Linked DNA regions of Homo sapiens: region 2 is linked to region 1. The links are chromatin loops, found by intact Hi-C in ENCODE. Cell type or tissue: heart right ventricle. All regions are shown on one strand. Each heading gives the region's core, and the rest is flanking DNA. Links, peaks and the distances in the headings are about the cores only.

The links. A loop is a pair of places that touch in the nucleus more often than their neighbours do. Peaks named below come from ENCODE experiments on the same cell type or tissue, not always from the same donor. Only the 100,000 strongest peaks of a DNase experiment are listed, where the experiment ranks them.
Region 2: a loop joins it to region 1, with 6 times the contacts of the local background. A loop is called at or near these places in 18 of 110 quality-filtered maps.

The regions. Positions count from the first base shown.
Region 1 is chr1:153,505,659-153,514,911 of GRCh38, forward strand. No RefSeq gene overlaps it. Among named protein-coding and RNA genes, the nearest start is that of S100A6, 26 kb to the right of the region's middle. RefSeq lists an enhancer at 4,136-4,185. In heart right ventricle, for the core only: CTCF peaks have their summits at 4,261 (motif pointing right), 5,443 (motif pointing right) and 7,643 (motif pointing left); DNase peaks (open chromatin) are centred at 953, 1,293, 5,443, 7,532 and 1 weaker place; H3K27ac peaks cover 1,839 bases.
Region 2 is chr1:153,768,535-153,777,718 of GRCh38, forward strand. INTS3 (integrator complex subunit 3) reads left to right here. Exons shown (of 30, transcript NM_023015.5): 22 at 359-427; 23 at 1,235-1,310; 24 at 1,664-1,777; 25 at 2,151-2,199; 26 at 3,262-3,429; 27 at 3,806-3,906; 28 at 4,105-4,177; 29 at 4,391-4,547; 30 at 4,659-6,274. The coding sequence ends at 4,736. It overlaps SLC27A3 (solute carrier family 27 member 3), which reads left to right and starts at 6,873. Exons shown (of 10, transcript NM_024330.4): 1 at 6,873-7,630; 2 at 7,984-8,193; 3 at 8,528-8,686. The coding sequence starts at 6,964. RefSeq lists an enhancer at 7,274-7,940 and a silencer at 7,309-7,500. In heart right ventricle, for the core only: a CTCF peak has its summit at 3,578 (motif pointing left); DNase peaks (open chromatin) are centred at 2,467, 5,112, 6,847 and 7,677; H3K4me3 peaks cover 2,286 bases; H3K27ac peaks cover 8,000 bases.

The sequences.
Region 1 (9,253 bases), core at 583-8,582:
ACTTTGGTCATTCACTGGTAGCAATCCAAAGGAGAGAGGACATTCTTTCCCTCACATCCTTCCCCCAGGAAGAGGCCATGATTGGCCCAATTTAGTGTAGTGCCCACCTCTTCAATAATCATTGTGGCCAGAGTGACATCATCACAAGAGCTAGATTTGAGGCTTGGAAAAAAGAGCCCTCTGATGGGTCATTTGTGTAAAGTTGGTACTTGTTGCAAAAGACCCAGAGAATGCCATTTCCTCAGAACATTCCAGAGGATGTCAGCCTGGGGGCTGTTTGCTGAACAGGCCCCCAAGTTTCCCCTCACGTTCTCAACTTTGTCTTATTGAAATTCCAGCATACCTACCTGACATGGTGTATTAGTCCGTTTTCATGCTGCTGACAAAGACATACCCAAGACTGGGAAGAAAAAGAGGTTTAATTGGACTTACAGTTCCACATGGCTGGGGAGGCCTCAGAATCATGGTAGGAGGCCAAAGGCACTTCTTACATGGCAGCAGCAAGAGAAAAATGAGGAAGAAACAAAAGTGGAAACCCCTAATAAATCTATCAGATCTCGTGAGACTTATTCACTATCATGAGAATAGCATGGGAAAGACCGGCCCCCACGATTCAATTACCTCCCCCTGGGTCCCTCCCACAACACATGGGAATTCTGGGAGATACAATTCAAGTTGAGATTTGGGTGGGTGCACAGTCAAACCATATCACATGGTCTCTAAACTGTCTTTAGGAAACCATATCACCTGGATCCAACCTCTGGGTTCCAAATTCAATTTCTTCTCAGCTACAAAATCCTTCTTGCTACATCACCCCTGTACGCACAGCCACATGGCACCCAGGTCCACATGGGCAGTGAGCCACCACCTCTCATCTGCTTCCTCTGTCACAGGACTACAAGGGGCTGAGCAAGGTAGGCATGGTCAGGGTGCCAGGCATCAAGGGACAGGGCTATCGGATCAGCCGGGCCTGTGCTGTGACAGGTAGGAGTGAGGCAGTATGATTGGGAGCACCACCAGCACCACTAAAAATGGGGAGAGAAAGTTCCGCTAGGAATGGGGTTATCAGAAATGGGAAGAGACGGTGGTCAGACCTGTGTGGGTGAAAATGAATGCAGGAATGACACCAAAGACCGGCTAGCTTCCACAGCCCTTTGCAGGATGCTCTGAACTTGCTGAGCCCTTTCACACCCGCCACCTGGTCCCTGTTGACCCACCAGCTGTATGCAGCTGACTATCTTCACCAGCTCCTTGAACAAGAATTTCCATTTCCAAGGCCAGGGTGGGGGAGGCTGCAACATTTTTTGCCAGAGAATCCAAAGAGCACATGAGTCAGCTGCCTGGGTCAAGGCCCAGATCCCTGTGGCGGGTCAGCCAGAGAGCAGGAGCTGGCCCTGAAGAGGGGAAGGGGGAAGAAAGAAACCCAGAGGGCTCAGAGAGCACAGGACCCTGCCCACGTGGGCCACTCTGCAGAGGCCAGGCCCAAGGCTGAGTTGGGCCTCCCACACAGACATGGAATGAGAAGGCTGTCAGTGCAGGACAGGGTGAGGACACACTCAGCGGGCACGGCTTTCTCCCCTAACAGCCACTCCACCCAGGGGCCAGAAACTGACTTCACCTCTGCACTGAATTCCTCCCCCCATGTCTCCCTCCTCCCACCCATCTTCCTCCTGGTGCTTCCAGCAGAGCCAAGAAGGCTTCGCCCCACCTACTCCCCTCCTGCTGACACGGACCCCCCACACACACACCCAAGGAACAGGAATACCAAAAATGATACTACCAGAGTGAAGCGTGTCCTGCAGACATTATCTCTTTAATCCTAACTATAATAGTCCCTATTTCAGAGATGAGGCAAATGTGAGAGAACAAGTAACTTTCCCAAGAACACACAACCAAGAAAAAAGAAAGCCAAGATTCAAGTGCAAGTCTGCCTGGGGGTCTGGAGCCGGCTCCCCTGCTGCCCCCTGCCATCCCTCCCTTCCACTCCCACAGCCCCATTTTCCACCCAGAAGCCCTCCTGGAAGCAACCCTCACCCCCGGGCCCCGTTATTCTAAGTCCAGTTGTTCACAATTCATTCTACAAGCCCTCATGTAATGGAATGCTAAAATAGAACTTTGTCACCAGCTCCTTTTTTATGTTGGTCTCAAAGCTGGGGACAAAGGGCATTAAGTTTCTATATATTCTTAAGAGAGGCTTTTGACCATCTATGGAGAAATTTCTAGGTGGGAGGTGAACCAAAAACACAGTTCAGTGACTTTATCTACCCCTCACCTCAAGGAAGGGAAAGGCTGGGGACTGCTCAGAGAGGGCGGGGTGAGGGCGCCACGTGCTGCCCGTCCTCACCTCCACGAAGGAGGGCAAGTTTCCTCCTTCCCCCTTCAACCAAGTGAGAGGAGCTGTAAGAGAACCCCTCAGAGAGCGTGAGCTGTGTCCTGTAGAATTGGGGGATACAGGAAATTCTTCCTGACTCACACCTATAAAAGTCCAAAGGCAAGAGGCTGCCTGCCCCAAAGCAGATGAGGAGGGGTGTCTGTGAGAGGCCTGAGGCTGAAGCCGATTGATGTTGGAGCAATGCTGGGGTCCTGTGGCCAGACAGGGATCCCCACAAAGGGAGCCTGCCTACAGGACAGGGCCACCCCGCAAGGAGTCTGTGTGGAGACTTCTCCTGGAAGCCAGGGGCAGGGGCCGGGAGGCCACCTGAAGAAGGCAGCAGCTACATCAGGAGATCATGAGCTGGGGAGCCCACCCCAGGGGTCAGCGTTCAAGCATCCACCACCCAAGGAGGCCACCAAGGCCAGATTGTAAACACGCCAGTGAGAAGACCTTTGTGAGCACTGCCTCTCCTCCTGCTTCCCCCACTTACAAGAGCCAGAGGACACATGGTGTGGGGAAGGAGAGCTGAAAGGACAGAGGGGAGACAGTGAAGAAGCTACCCACATGCCCTTCCCCGCTGCAGGGCAAAAGCCAGTCCAGGCAAGAGAGGGCCTTTGAGAAGACGAGATTGAACTTCAGGCCGGACTTTTCACAGCCTGAAAATTGAGGCCTGGCCCTGCGCGGTGGCTCACGCCTGTAATCCCAGCACTTTGGGAGGCAGAGGGGGTTGGATCACGAGGTCAGAAGATCGAGACCATCCTGGCTAACACAGTGAAACCCCATCTCTACTGAAAATACAAAAAAGAAAAAATGAGCCAGGTATGGTGGCACGCGCCTGTAGTCCCAGCTACTCGGGAGGCTAAGGCACGAGAATCACTTGAACTCGGGAGGCAGAGGTTGCAGTGAGCCAAGATCGTGCCACTGCACTCCAGCCTGGGCGACAGAGTAAGACTCTGTCTCAAAAAAAAAGAAAAGAAAAGAAAAAGAAAAGAAAATTGAGGCCTAAGATTGACTAGAAAGGCTATGGGACCTGTCAAGATTGCATCCAGGAATAAAAAAAAATAAGAATGTGAGTTTATTGGCATGCATTTGAAGAGAATTGAGTTTTGTTTCCAATTGCACATCACCATGTCCTGGGCACTCAACAAGCCGGTAGTGATTAGTAAGCACCTGCTGTCCTCCAGGCATGGAGCTGGGTGTGAGGGACATAGCAGCGAATCAGCACCCTGGCTTCCTCATCAGGACTGAGCCCTCATTGCCTTCCTGAGATCATGACTGGTGGACACCCTCTGCCCAGCACCTGCAGTCTGAGACCTGTCTGTTGGGCCTGATCTCAAGTATTCGATCCACCTCCTTGCCTCAGAGCTGAACTCATCTTCCAAGATTTGTGTGGGTCAGAATACAACGTAAAAACACCTTGCACAGGAACTCTCTCCCCTGCCCTTATTCCACAACCCTCCACAATGTGAAAGTATGTTCATCCATCCCGCAAAGATTTACTGAGTACCCACCATGTGGCAGGTCCTGTGCTAAATGAAGACGAGGGTGGCACGGTCCCTCACACTGAAGAGCCTTTGGTCTAGATAACAGGAGTGGGGGGAGTAGAAGAAAGGCGAAGTGGAGGGGGACAGGCTTGTACACTGATCCTTTCACTAGGGTGTGCTAAGGGCAACTGTAGAGGACTATATTGGGTACAATAGGAGAGAAGAACAGGGACCTGAGATGTCACCAAGGAGGTCCCATTTGAGCTAGGTATGGAAGGCTGGGGGTGGAGGAGGATACAAAGAGACAGAATAAATTGCATGAACAGATCATGGAGGTGCAAAAGGGCATGGCAAGATCAGGAGACCAGGCAAGTGTCTGGCATGTGTGCCATGCTCCCTCTTTCTGCCAGCAGGGGGTGTCCTTAGCAAACCGCAGGGAGGCCGGTGCATTTGGCGCCATAGAAATGGGGCTAGTGGATGTTTTATCCCCACTTTGGTGCTTGGCAAACACCACTCACCACAATAATCAGTATTTCTACACAAAGGAAGCATATCCCCCTATTAATACAACTTCAACATCCTCTTTGTAAAATATTAATACTGGCTTTATTATGCTATGGTGCATTTTGTTTGTTTCCACTTTAATCTTTCAAACATCATAATCTGTTATTCCTCTGCCTGAGCCATCAGGCCAAATAACACCTTGCACTCACACGTTGTTATAACCCCAAACTTCTCTACACATAACTGAAGCAAAGGTTTCTTTTGTCTCTAAAAATATCTCTGCCCAAGGCACAGATCCAGGCCTAGGGAAGGGGGCAAATTGATGAAAAAATAAACAGAAGAAAAGACTGAGGCAAAATTGAGGAGGGCCTTGGGTGCAAGCCTGAGGAGTTAGATCTTGTTCTATGGGCATTATAGGAAGTCAATATAGGATTTTAAGCTACAGATCAGTTTTATTAGCAAAAAAGGCAAATGTTTTCTTTTTGTTGTTTTTGTTGTTTGGTTGATTGGTGCTATTTGAGAGTGAGTCTCACTCTGTCGCCCAGGCTGGAGTGCAATGGTGCAATCTTGGCTCACTGCAACCTCCACCTCCCAGGTTCAAGCAATTCTCCCACCTCAGCCTCCAGAGTAGCTGGGATTACCGGCATGCATCACTACACCCGGCTAATTTTTGTATTTTTAGAAGAGACAGGGTTTTGCCATGTTGGCCAGGCTGGTCTCGAACTCCCGACCTCAAGTGATCCACCCTCTTCAGCCTCCCAAAGTGCTGGGATTACACATGTGAACCACCGCACCCAGCCCAAAGAGCCAAATGTAACAGCAATGTGGAAGACAAATTGGGAATGAGAAGTCTAGCTCAGTCTTTTCCTTACAGGGCAGGGCTGCCCATCACTGGGACAATGTGACTTGAGATTTGACCCTAAAGAAGAGCAGAGGGGTCTGGCTTCTGCTCCAGCCAGCTGTTGTTCAAACATCTGGCCATCAGTTTCTCCCTTGGCAATCCCAGCACTCTGCTAGACCCCTCAGGCCTCTCCGCAGGCAAGACCACGACGATTGGAGACTGGGTGGTCAACAGGGGGAGCCAAAGGACCGGTAGTGGCAGCCCAAGGCTGGCCCGGTCTCCTGCCACGTGGAGGAAAAGGTAGATGCCAGTGTCCAGGGCCCGGGGCAGCCTGACCCTGTGGGCTCCCTCATTCCCAGGCCCAAGCCCTGACCTCAAATGGGAGAACCAAAAAAAAAGGTGGGGGGAAAGTCTCATTTTTATTCCCAAATTTGAGGCAGGAGGCTGGGGAGATTGACACCCACACTCCCAGATTTTTTTTTTTAAGGTTCTCAGTTTCTTGGAAAGTTTTTTTGTCTGTTTGTTGTTGTTTGAGGCAGAGTCTAGCTTTGTATTTTTTTAATGGTGCTTTTTGATTAACACAAATTTTTCATTTAAATGCAGTAAAGCGTTTTCTGGGCTATGTTCTTTTTCTTCTTGCTTAAGGAAACCTTCACCACCCCCAAGGTCATAACGATCTTTTTCTATATTTTCTTCCAAACATTTTAAAGTTGTTTCTTGTTTGTTTTGTTTGTTTTGTCTTGTTTTGTTTTGTTTTTTAGAAACAGGGTATCACTCTGTCACCCAGGCTGGAGTGCAGTCTCATGAACATGGCTCACTGCAACCTCGACCTCTGGGACTCAAGTCATCCTCTCACCTCAGCCTCCTGAGTTGCTGGGACCACAGAAGCAACCTCACCAGGCTAATTTTTTTTTTATTTTTTGTAGAGACAAAGTCTCACTATATTGCCCAAGCTGGTCTCAAACTCCTGGGCCCAAGTGATCCTCCCGCCTCAGCCTCCCAAAGTACTAGGATTCCAGGTGTGAGCCACAGTGCCTGGCCTCTGAGAGAGTTGTTACTCACCAAATTCAACAGTTTCCTGATCATTCATTGCATATGGTAGATTTGTATTTTCCTAAACTAACACTGTGGCTCTGAGCTGCACACAAAGGGCACCAGTCAAAACATAAAACATAGTCCAGCGCTGAGCTCCAGCCACAGAACAATCTGTAATAACTCACACTCTTAATAACTTCACAGCTAAAAGCGGTATTTATTAACGTATTTGCACAAGCAATCTGTAACTAGGGGGAGGAAAGGATACCCAGGATGTCAAGAAGTAAGGGACATTAGCAAAAGTTGAACATCAGCAGGAAGGATCTGTGTGTTGTCATCAAAATGGTAATTATGCCTTCATAGGAAAATTTGGTAGGAAAATAGTAATGCCTGTTTTTGGGGGAAAGGGAGGTGTGCACTAAAAGGAGTTTGGACCCATTCCTGGGAGTGGTTTCCTCAGGACAGACTATTAGTAAGTCTCTTCCCTCACCTAAGAGACTAAGAGCAGGCACATGGGGCTTTTTGCTTGGCTGGAGATTTGAAATTTTTGTGTTTTATTTGATGTTTTGCAGTGTTTTTCTAATTTTTTTCAAAATATATTAAATACACAGTTCCAGTGTTTTTTAATGCAATAAATTCTGAAAACATTTACATATAAAACAGGTATTCACCCCAGTATTTTATTAATGCAGGAAACAAATACCAAGATACAGGTATTGACATTTTGCTCCCATAAAACAACCGCTAAGAATGAGCCCTCCTAATCTCAACGTTTTTCTGTTGCTACAAGGTTTTCTGTGTGTTTACTCTCCACTTTTATTTGAGATTCAGAGGGTACATGTGCAGTTTTGTTACAAGGGTATATTGTGTGATGCTGATATTTGGAGTATGCTAACTGTCCTATCACCCAGGTAGTGAGCAACCACTGAAGTTAACCAACTTTAACCAAAACAGCATGGTGCTTGTGCAAAAACAGACACATACACCAATGTTGCTATAATCAAAGCTGCAGTTAGGACAGGGCTTCTGGAGTGGAGGGATGAAAGCAGCGGGGTCGGAAGTGGGTGTATCCTGGGGGAGCCAGGAAAGTACAGAAGGAAAGGGGAGTCTGCAGTGGAGGACATGGGACAAGCCAGACTTGGAGAATTGCCAGAGCATGGCATTTGTTGTCGGGTGTGCTGGCAACAGGGCAAGAGCAAGAGAAGGAACCAAGGCCTTGGTGGGTTCCCAGGAGACAGGGTAGAACTAGGCCTCATGGCTGACCCCTCAGCCTTCTCACCATCAGGACCTGAGGTCCCAGCTGGTCCCTGCTCAGGGCTTCCTGTGAATAGAAACTTCCTTCTCTGCTCCAAGCACCCACCAGCTGCCAGCCCAGTGAGCAGTGCCATCCAGTGGCAGTCAACACCCTAATACAGACAACACGTGCACACTAGGAGAAGTTTTCCATTGCATCCCTAGGATAACTATACAACCAAAGGGCACCCCGGACACCTAGTGGGGTGGTGGAGAGGACCTGCCTCTGATGCATATGGTGGAAGGGGCAGATTCATGCCATTGGGTCAAACAAAAGCAGTAGAATGACAAACGGTACACTCTCCATGAGTATAACAATGCAAAAGCCAGACACAGGGAAGATAACATGAAAACCCAACTGGAAATCACTGTTAGGATGGTAGAATTTTGAATTTTTTGTGTTTTTATTTTTGTATCTGTCATGGCGTCTTTTCAAATTTTCTAAGTTTATTGCCCCACGCAATAGACTTCCCTTCTCTCAAGAAAGGCCAAGCTGACTGCCCACCATAGAGGGCAAATCTGCTTGCACCCCAACCACCAGCCCCTTGTCCAGGAACACTCACATCCTCCCCAGGCGGCAGGCTTCACCGGGCGCCTTTCACTCCATGCCCGCCCTCCCAAACCCCATCCAGCTCCATCACTTCTCCCTCTGCCCAGATCCTCCTAGAAGTGTCCCAGGCAGCCTCTCCCCCTGACTGTTCCCTCGTCCCCAGGTGTTCAAGATGAACAGATGGTCCAAGGAGCAATGGATTCATTTCTCCACTATGCTGGGCTCAGCCGGCTCGACTCTATTGTTTTTCTTATTGTTTTCTTCAAAATAATAACCACACAGGGTGACAAACTGAATTTTACATTCTCTTGTTCCACCCCTCCCTACCCACAGTCCCTGTGGCAAATTTTTTTTCTTTTTTTTCCATTGTTGAGGTCAGGTTTTAGGATACCACAGTGACAAGACTGACGGGGCCCTGCCCTTGCAAAGTCCACAGTCTAGATGGAATCTTTGTTGTTTTGTTGGTTTTTTGGTTTTGGGGGTTTTGTTTGTTTGTTTTTGTTTTTGTTTTGAGACAGGGTCTCTCTGTCACCCCGGCTGGAGTGCAGTGGTGCAATCACGACTCACTGCAGTCCCTAACTTGTGGGCCAAGCAATCTTCCCACCTCAGCCTCTGGAGTAGCTGGGACCACAGTTGCGTGCCACCACACCCAGCTAATATTTTTTATTTTTTGTAGAGGCGGGATCTTACTATGTTCCCTAGGCTGATCTTGAACTCCTGGGCTCAAGCAATCCTCCCAACTCAGCCTCCCAAAGTGCTGAGATTTACAGGTGTGAGTCACCAAGCCCAGCCAGTGTATCTTCACTTAAAGATGACAAAATTAAGGATCAGAGTGGTTAAGTAGCTTGCCCATGGTCATGTCTCTAGCAATGGCACAGGGAGGATTTGAACCTGATTCCACCTTATTCCAAAATCTGAGCTCTAACCAGTATGCTCTACTGCACCCCTACTACTGAGCCTGTGTGGATCACTGTGTCAGGGGAGGTTCCCATGCAGTCAGACAGGTTCACGTGAAGACAGACAGGTAAACAGGTGGTTATGATCAGGTGCTGTTGTAGAAGTATGACAACATGGCCGGGCGCGGTGGCTCACGCCTGTAATCCCAGCACTTTGGGAGGCCGAGGCGGGCAGATCACGAGGTCAAGAGATGGAGACCATCCTGGCTAACAAGG
Region 2 (9,184 bases), core at 1-8,000, 260 kb after region 1:
TGCAAATATTTATTCTACCACTGCTCCCACACAGAATCAGCCACCATGGCCAGTCCTCTCAGCTCTGGCTTTATCTCTAGTAGTTCCCCATTCCTTTCTGTACACACATGCTTTGGGAAGTATCAGAGAAAACCCACACCCCTGATGGTGTGCACACATAAATAACAAAACTTGGGGGCTTCAAGTTCTTGAAGTCTTCCAGCATCATAGCTGTTGGATCTCTGTTTAGGGGTTTATTTTAGGGCCTGTGTCTGGCTGACCCAGTCAAACCTTGAGATGTAATAAGGAAGGAGAGTGGGCTATGGGATAAAAGCTGAGGAGCCCATCCAGGACTCTTCCCCTCTCTTTTTCCATTTAGTTTCCAGATGAAACCTTGAGGAGCGGAGAGCTGCTGAACATGATCGTGGCTGTTATTGACTCTGCACAGGTGAACATTGAGCTCTGACCTCCCCAGAAGATCTGGGAGGCAGCATTAGGGACATAGGGCCTCTGCTCTCCCTCCAGGCCTGCAGACAGGGAGCCCATGCCTCCCAGGCACCCTCCCTCCTGGCTACAGTGGTGTGCGCTTTCAGCCATGGGGCCTGGGAAGGAAAAGTGGAACACAAGCAAGGCAGGCTGAGGTTAGGCCAATCCTGCCTGGAGTTCCCCTTATTCTCCATATTCTTTGGGCACTCCTGTTCCACAGCAAAAGCTGAGGGGGTTGTGATTTTAGCTCTCAACTGGCCTTTCCTTTGGCTCGGAATGAAAATGGTCAGACCATTTCTACTTGACCTTTTTACCATGCATAAGGTCCCCAAGAGGCTGTAGCTTTGCTCGGGTCCTTCTGAGGCCTGCACTGGGATCCCATTTCTCCTCCTCTCCACTTAGTTCTCATTCATAAAAGAGGAAGCTTAGCACCCAAGAATCCTCCTTCCTTTGTCTTTACCCTGCCCAACCTACATCCAGAGCCCAGCCTCTCAGGGTCCTTTCCTCCTCAGGCTTAGACCAAGGCTGTAACTATTTTTGCCCAAAATAGTCCTAAGGTTCCCACTCAGGCCTTACTTTATCAGCCCCTTCATCCTTCAGAGATGGCAGCATTCGTTGTGTGCCATCTCCTTCCCATTCCTTTAAACTGGGCCTTCACTTCCTCTAATTTTTTTTTTTCCCTTACGAGCCCTCCTGCGTCCCCCTCCATACTAGCTTCCTGGCCCCTTTCAGAGCTGATGGGTTCTGCCTCCTTCCTCCACCTCCTTAGCTCCAGGAGCTGGTCTGCCACGTGATGATGGGTAACCTGGTTATGTTTCGAAAAGACTCAGTTCTCAACATACTCAGTAAGTGATCAAATCTTTAGGTGCCTGGGAGAGGAGAGGAGGGCAGGGTGTCAGTCCTGTGTATTTTACACTATCAGGAAAGCTGGTTCTGGGGCTGGGAAGTTAAGGGGAGAGAATTGTACTCCACCCTGGTGCGGTCTGGGGCAGTATCTTTCTGGATCTGTCCTACCTCTGTAACATCCCTGCTTGGGGTGCTGGTAGTCAGTGGATTGGGGTGTGTGTGTGTGTGTGTGTGTGTGTGTGTGTGTGTGTGTGTGTGCTGGTAGTCAGTGGATGGGGGGGTGGGGGGGGTGTGTGTGTGTGTGTGTTCGTTTGTTCATTCTTGAGAGAGATGTTTCTTTTGTCTCTTCCAGTTCAGAGCCTAGACTGGGAGACCTTTGAGCAGTATTGTGCCTGGCAGCTCTTTCTGGCCCACAATATTCCCCTGGAGACCATAATCCCCATCCTGCAGCACCTCAAATACAAGGGTGAGTAGGCTTTTGGGTAGGGAGCACATCAGATATGACACTTCCTATACAGTTAGGGCAAGGCTGAGGCCTCTAGGCTTCTAGGATGAGCCCAGATCCATTGTCCTCCTTCCCACCAAAGTGCACAAGGGCAGGCTCTCTGTCAGCCACTTTTGTTCTTTAGGTGAGTCCTGTGGGCCCACCATGAGCCAGGCTCTGGGCTGGGGCTCAGGTGGCTCAGGGACTGATAGGAGTGGGGTAGGGGATTCTTCCTGGCTCCTCATCAAAGACTGTCCTTATTCCCTCCAGTGGCTGTTGGGGGATGAGAGAGGTCCCCAGATTCCATCCTGGAATCATACCTTCCCCCTGAACAGCCTCTGCCCTTCCCTCACAGAGCACCCAGAGGCCCTGTCCTGCCTACTGCTTCAACTCCGAAGAGAAAAGTGAGTTCCACTTCTGGGGCTCTTTAGCCCTCAATTTTAACATCCCAAGAGCTGCTGTGGTCTAAAGGGCTTCTGTCCTCCTCCTTATTGCCATATTTTTTCCTGTCGTTAACATCTGCTTATTCTGCCCTTCCCCCAACGTGACTTACAAATGAGCAGCTCCCCTGGGATCTGGGCTTCCTCTCGACTTTACCCCCCTGCCCACCAGGAGCTGCCCTCGGAGGTGGGGAGGTGGGGACCGGACATCCCTGTTTCCTGCTGCCACAGCAGTTCTAATCCCTGGTGGCTCCTGCTCCCCGCCGCGCCCCCCCCACCGCCCCATGCTCCTGCTGGCCACCGCACAGCTAATCCAAGAGGAGGGAGGGTCAGGGTAGAGGGGTCACGCACCATCCTCTCCCTCACCCTGTGCAGAGCAGAGCCAGCTGGACCTACTGTGCCTTGACAGGGTGGGGCAGAGAGGGAGAGGGTGGCAGCCCCCTCTTCCCGCAAAGCCCTTTAGCAACATCCCCCGATAAATGGGGCAGCAGCTGTGTATCTTATCCTTCCTACCTTTCTGCCTTCCTTCCACCCTTTCTGCTCTCTTGCCTGAGAGACTATAAATGGTACAGAGTGTCCTAGAGGAAGTGGGAAGCTTGGAGGCTGTATGGGGCTGTGACTTCACAACCCTCTCCTGCCCCCTTCCTCCAGCTGGAAGCCAGGTTGGCCCACAGCTTTAGCAGGGTAGGGGTAGGGGAGCATCTGCATGCCACATGCTTGTGCTTCTGCCTCCCAGGCCCACTCCCTGACTGTTCTAGGGGAGGAGGAGGAGAACTGAGGGTCCTCCTTCCCAACACACACACGCACACGCCTTCTCCTACCACAGCAAGTGAAGAATCTCACTTCTTCTCTCCTGGCTTCCACAGAGGATGAAACCAGGCATTCCTTGGCCTAAGGAGAAGAGGGAGAGGGATGTGAGAGTAGTGGGTGGGTGGGGAGGCCAGGGCTTGGGAAATAAGTGGGAGAGACCCAGCATGCCCTGCGGCCACTGTGCAAGCAGCACCCAGTGCCCCCTTCCTCCCCCAGGCCCAGCGAGGAGATGGTGAAGATGGTGCTGAGCCGGCCCTGCCATCCTGACGACCAGTTCACCACCAGCATCCTGCGGCACTGGTGCATGAAACATGACGAGCTGCTGGCCGAGCACATCAAGTCCCTGCTCATCAAGAACAACAGCCTGCCTCGCAAGAGACAGAGGTGGGACACGGTCCCTGTCTACCCTCCAGGCCATGGCGGTCTGCAGTGATTGCTGTCGGTGGTGGTGGTGGTGGTGGTGGTGGTGGTGATGGGGGTCAGTGCTGTCCCAGCCTGGTTTGTGGGCGACATCTAGTGGTCCGAAGCCACATGGCATGCGAGACCACCGTGGCCCTTTCTCCCCATCTTCCAGTGCCCCTGTGGCCAGGATCCCCTGTTCTAGGCACACCTTTCTCACCCAACCCCAGCCCTCCCAGGCTGCCTATCCTGTTCCCCATGTAGGCTGCCTCTGTCTTAAGGGGGCCCTGGCGGGTGGAGGGTGTCTCGCACTCTGGAACCCTCCCACACTCAGACTCTGGCTCTGGTGATTCCTGCACAGCCTGAGGAGCTCTAGCAGCAAGCTGGCCCAGCTGACTCTGGAGCAGATCCTGGAGCACTTGGACAATCTGCGGCTCAACCTGACCAACACCAAGCAGAACTGTATGCCTTCCACCCTCGGCGTCCAGTGTAGACGGTGCTGCCCTGGCCCAGACTATGCCTGGAGCCAGGCTGGGGGCAGGGGCAGGACACCCGGGGCCACAACCCACACTCGGGATAAAACAACCTGTGCGTGCTGTTTAATAAGCTCCCAGACATCTGATTGTTTTTCCTTCCCTGCTCTCCCTTTTCTTCCTCTAGTTTTTAGCCAGACGCCAATTCTCCAGGCGCTGCAGCATGTCCAAGCGAGCTGTGACGAAGCCCACAAGATGAAGTGAGGCTCCTGCCACTTTGGGCCTTGGAAAGTAGTAGGGGAAAAGCCTAAGGGAGAGGAAGCCTGCTAGGGACATAAACGTAATGGCCAGCAAGACCTTAGGGTCCAGGGTTGAAGAAAAAGAAGGCCTAGGCCTGGGGGCAGAGAAGAGGATGGGAGGTGCCGTAGGAGCAGCAGGCTCCCACTCAAAGAGCTACCGCTCCTTTTCCTTAGATTCAGTGATCTCTTCTCCCTGGCGGAGGAATATGAGGACTCTTCCACCAAGCCACCCAAGAGCCGGCGAAAAGCAGCTCTGTCCAGCCCTCGAAGTCGAAAGAATGCCACACAGCCCCCCAATGCCGAAGAAGAGTCGGGCTCCAGCAGTGCTTCAGTGAGAACCCAGCCAGTGCACAGGGGGAAAAGGAGCACTGGGTGCAGGTGGAGTCGGCGCCAGCAGCTGCCCAGGCTGTTAACTTCCCATTTCCCCTCCCATCTCTTCCAGGAAGAGGAAGACACGAAACCGAAGCCTACCAAGCGGAAACGAAAAGGGTCCTCTGCAGTGGGCTCTGACAGTGACTGAGGCCCTGCATTCCCCATCCCACCCCCGGCTGGACTGCCCTCTCCTTCTTGGTGATTCAAAGGTTAATAGAGGCTGAGGAGATTGCAGGGGAAACACCCTTGCTGCATCCCCAAGCTCCCCCGGTGGAAGGAGGAGCTTTCTCCTCTGGCTGAGTTTGAGAAGCTGCCATGCAGCCCCTAGCCCCTTCCCTCCTCCTGGGGCCTCCAGCCCCTCACACTGCTGTTCCCAGTGATATTTGGGATCTGACTGAAGCCAGAGGCTCTGTAAAATCAGACCATAGTGGAAGTCCTCAGCCCCCTGGCCCCTTCCGCAATCTCCTCCCCCAGTCTCCCAAAGAGCCATTTCAACAGAGAAGGGAAATGACAAAGGGGCAGCTGGCCAGATAAGCTAGGATGAGAGCAGAGACTCAGTGTGTGGGTGTCCCTTCCTGCTTCCCCTTCAGGTCTTGGTTTGTTCTGAAGGGACGTTTTATAGTCACTATCCACATGCCAGTGTGAAATGGGCATCTATGACGTGGTCAGGGTGTCCATTCCTAATCATGGGGCAGATGCCACAAGCATTCAGAAAGGAGTCTGAAAGGGTGGCCACAGCCCCACGTGGTGTGCCCTGGAGGCTTAGGTTGGTCTGAGGTTGGCACCTCAATCTACACCAGAGCCCAGGGAGTCCCAGAGGCAAGTTTCACAGAATTGTCAAATGATCCCATTTCCTTGAGTCTGTTTTTTTTTTTGTTTTTTTTTGTTTTTTTTTTGGCAGAGATAATCGTGTCTTAAAAGTTGTTTTTAAATGACAATAAAACAAGCCAGAATGTCTTTTGTGCTGGAGTGTCTGCTGGCATTTGCCCCGTGCATGTATAGCTTGGTCTTGATTTGATTGGCACCCCTACTTGTAACCGCAGAACATCCCCCTTTCCCTTCCTGTTCTGCCCCCACTTTTGTCTAGAGCAGAAGGGACTTGGCTTTGGCCACTACCCATCCTTCCTGCTGCCACTGGAGGTGGGAGCCAGGCACTGATCTGTCTATGCAGAACCATCCCCCGTAGGATGAGGCCTGTCCTTACTCATTTCTCAAGAAACAAGATGCTTCCAAAAGGTCTGTCATCCTCCAGTTGAAGTCTGTGTGCCTACCAAGAATGGCCGGAGGACTCGCTGCTTGACGGGAGGGATGCTCCAGCTTGGTCTCCAGGGACAACTGTACCTGGAGATAAAGTCTGGATACCAGGGAGGGACAGAGATGCTCTTCCTTCCACAGTGTGGCCACTTGCTGGGCCATGTGAACCAGCAGAGGAGAGTTCCTTGGCTATGCTGTTGTTCCCCCGCTGTCCAGGGAGAATGGAGGTGGACTGAGGAGTGAAGTTTGGGCGAACTGCACAGAGCTGCTCCTCTTCACCCCGAAAATTTGTCTTTTTACAGAATCCAGGTTCTCCCCTCCCTCATCACTGCTGTTGCTTCCTTTGAAAGTCTAAACCACTGGAGGCTTCTTTTTCCTTCCTCTCTCCTTCCCCAGTTTCCTCTGTCCCAATTAAAACCAGGATGGAGAGCATTTGCTGGCTGGCCCCAATTATTGTACCCTTGCCCAAAGGGAGGGGCCTCTGTCGTGACCCCTCAGAAATCTGGCAGTCTGGGTTTCCACCTTTCCCCTATTTAACTCTCAGCCCCCACCCATCCCCTGGGGTTGCGGCTGGCAGGCCGGGACTTGCAGAACCAAATGGGCCAGGGGCCAAGTTCATTCTTTTGGGAGAGAGCAATGGTACCTTCCCTTAACGGGAAAACGAGAAATATTGAGGGGAAGATGGACTGCGATCCAAACGCCCTGGCTCTCAGGCCTGGACTCTAGGGCTTAGCCAGATGCCTAAACCGCCCAAGCCGAGAAACAACTTAGAAGACAGACATAACCCTGGGATTCAGGGAAGGCGCGAGCACCGCCCAGGACCTGGTAGGGTGCGAGCCGCGAGCAGTCCGGGAGGGAGCGCGCCTAGGGCGGAGCGTAGGCTGTGGGGGGAGGGCTGGGAGTCCGGGGCCGCCCCACACCCGCACTCCTCCCGGGTTTCTGCTCTCCGCCCGTGTGGAGTGGTGGGGGCCTGGGTGGGAATGGGCGTGTGCCAGCGCACGCGCGCTCCCTGGAAGGAGAAGTCTCAGCTAGAACGAGCGGCCCTAGGTTTTCGGAAGGGAGGATCAGGGATGTTTGCGAGCGGCTGGAACCAGACGGTGCCGATAGAGGAAGCGGGCTCCATGGCTGCCCTCCTGCTGCTGCCCCTGCTGCTGTTGCTACCGCTGCTGCTGCTGAAGCTACACCTCTGGCCGCAGTTGCGCTGGCTTCCGGCGGACTTGGCCTTTGCGGTGCGAGCTCTGTGCTGCAAAAGGGCTCTTCGAGCTCGCGCCCTGGCCGCGGCTGCCGCCGACCCGGAAGGTCCCGAGGGGGGCTGCAGCCTGGCCTGGCGCCTCGCGGAACTGGCCCAGCAGCGCGCCGCGCACACCTTTCTCATTCACGGCTCGCGGCGCTTTAGCTACTCAGAGGCGGAGCGCGAGAGTAACAGGGCTGCACGCGCCTTCCTACGTGCGCTAGGCTGGGACTGGGGACCCGACGGCGGCGACAGCGGCGAGGGGAGCGCTGGAGAAGGCGAGCGGGCAGCGCCGGGAGCCGGAGATGCAGCGGCCGGAAGCGGCGCGGAGTTTGCCGGAGGGGACGGTGCCGCCAGAGGTGGAGGAGCCGCCGCCCCTCTGTCACCTGGAGCAACTGTGGCGCTGCTCCTCCCCGCTGGCCCAGAGTTTCTGTGGCTCTGGTTCGGGCTGGCCAAGGCCGGCCTGCGCACTGCCTTTGTGCCCACCGCCCTGCGCCGGGGCCCCCTGCTGCACTGCCTCCGCAGCTGCGGCGCGCGCGCGCTGGTGCTGGCGCCAGGTAAGGCTGGAGCTCCGAACTGACTAAGGCGGGGCCAGCCACAGAAGGGGGCGTGTCGGAGACCACAGAAAGGCTTGGTCTCATCCCTGGGCCTGGGAAGAAGCCGACTATCCCTTGGGGTTCGAAAGTGGGTGGAGATAGGAGTCTCCGGGTTTGAGAAGGGATGAGGCTGAATCTTTGGTGCCCCAAGGATCCCCAAGGAGTCGAGTTCCAGGCCTCAGACCCAAGATGGAATGTCCATACCCTTCACCCTCATCCAAGAGCAGTGTGGGCTGGGATAGGGAGGGGACATGGGTCATAGGCTCTTCTAGGTAGAGCCAGGGCCCCGGCGTTGTGCTTTCCCACCCTTCTAGAGTTTCTGGAGTCCCTGGAGCCGGACCTGCCCGCCCTGAGAGCCATGGGGCTCCACCTGTGGGCTGCAGGCCCAGGAACCCACCCTGCTGGAATTAGCGATTTGCTGGCTGAAGTGTCCGCTGAAGTGGATGGGCCAGTGCCAGGATACCTCTCTTCCCCCCAGAGCATAACAGACACGTGCCTGTACATCTTCACCTCTGGCACCACGGGTGAGGGCCGGGCACCATACTTAGCTCCCCGAAACCAAGGCAGAGGAAGGCAGGGGTCTGCTCCCAGACCACTCCTTCAAAGCCCCCAGAGAGGATGCTGATTTCATTGGCACATCCTTTTTCTCCCCATCATTTCACTCCCCAGTCTCCTCACCTCCTACTCATTTCTCCACCTCCCCCAGACCACCCATATTTCCAGGACAGCCTGGTCTCGGTCCTCAGCTTCTGTCCTGCCTCCGCCTCTTTCTGTGGGAAACCCAGCGGGGGTGCAAACAGATAGGTAGAGCTTGGAGTTTGCCCTTCCCCTGATCGTCCCATAACTGCCACCCCACAGGCCTCCCCAAGGCTGCTCGGATCAGTCATCTGAAGATCCTGCAATGCCAGGGCTTCTATCAGCTGTGTGGTGTCCACCAGGAAGATGTGATCTACCTCGCCCTCCCACTCTACCACATGTCCGGTTCCCTGCTGGGCATCGTGGGCTGCATGGGCATTGGTCAGTCTCCCCAACCCCACCTTCATTAATTCATCCAGTAGACATTTATTAAGCACGTACTATGGTGTGAGTCCTCCAGGGTAGATAATCTAGAGGACGGATGGGGCAGAGCCCTACTCACCAGGAGCTCTGTACAATAGGGCAATGTCACCTGCCTAGACCTACAGACTGAGGAACGGTGAGGGGGGCCATACAGCCACATAACTCCAGGCTGCAGGGTCAAAGGCAGGGAAGGACTGTGTCAGTCCAGGAACAGGCAAGTAAGAGAAGAGGGAGAGAGAGACAAGGAAGTGAGAGTGTGGAGGATGAGATCTTTGGGGCTGGGAAGTAGGGAAAGGGCATTCACCTCTTCTAAGGCTGGGGACAGGGGCCGGGGGAGGGGAAAGAGGGCCAGCACGGCTTCCTGACGGTGTGACTCCCACAGTGGGCCCTTCCCAGGGAAAGACTACAGTGATGGCTGGGGTCTGGAAAGAGGGGCTTGGGCTCCCCACTCTGCTC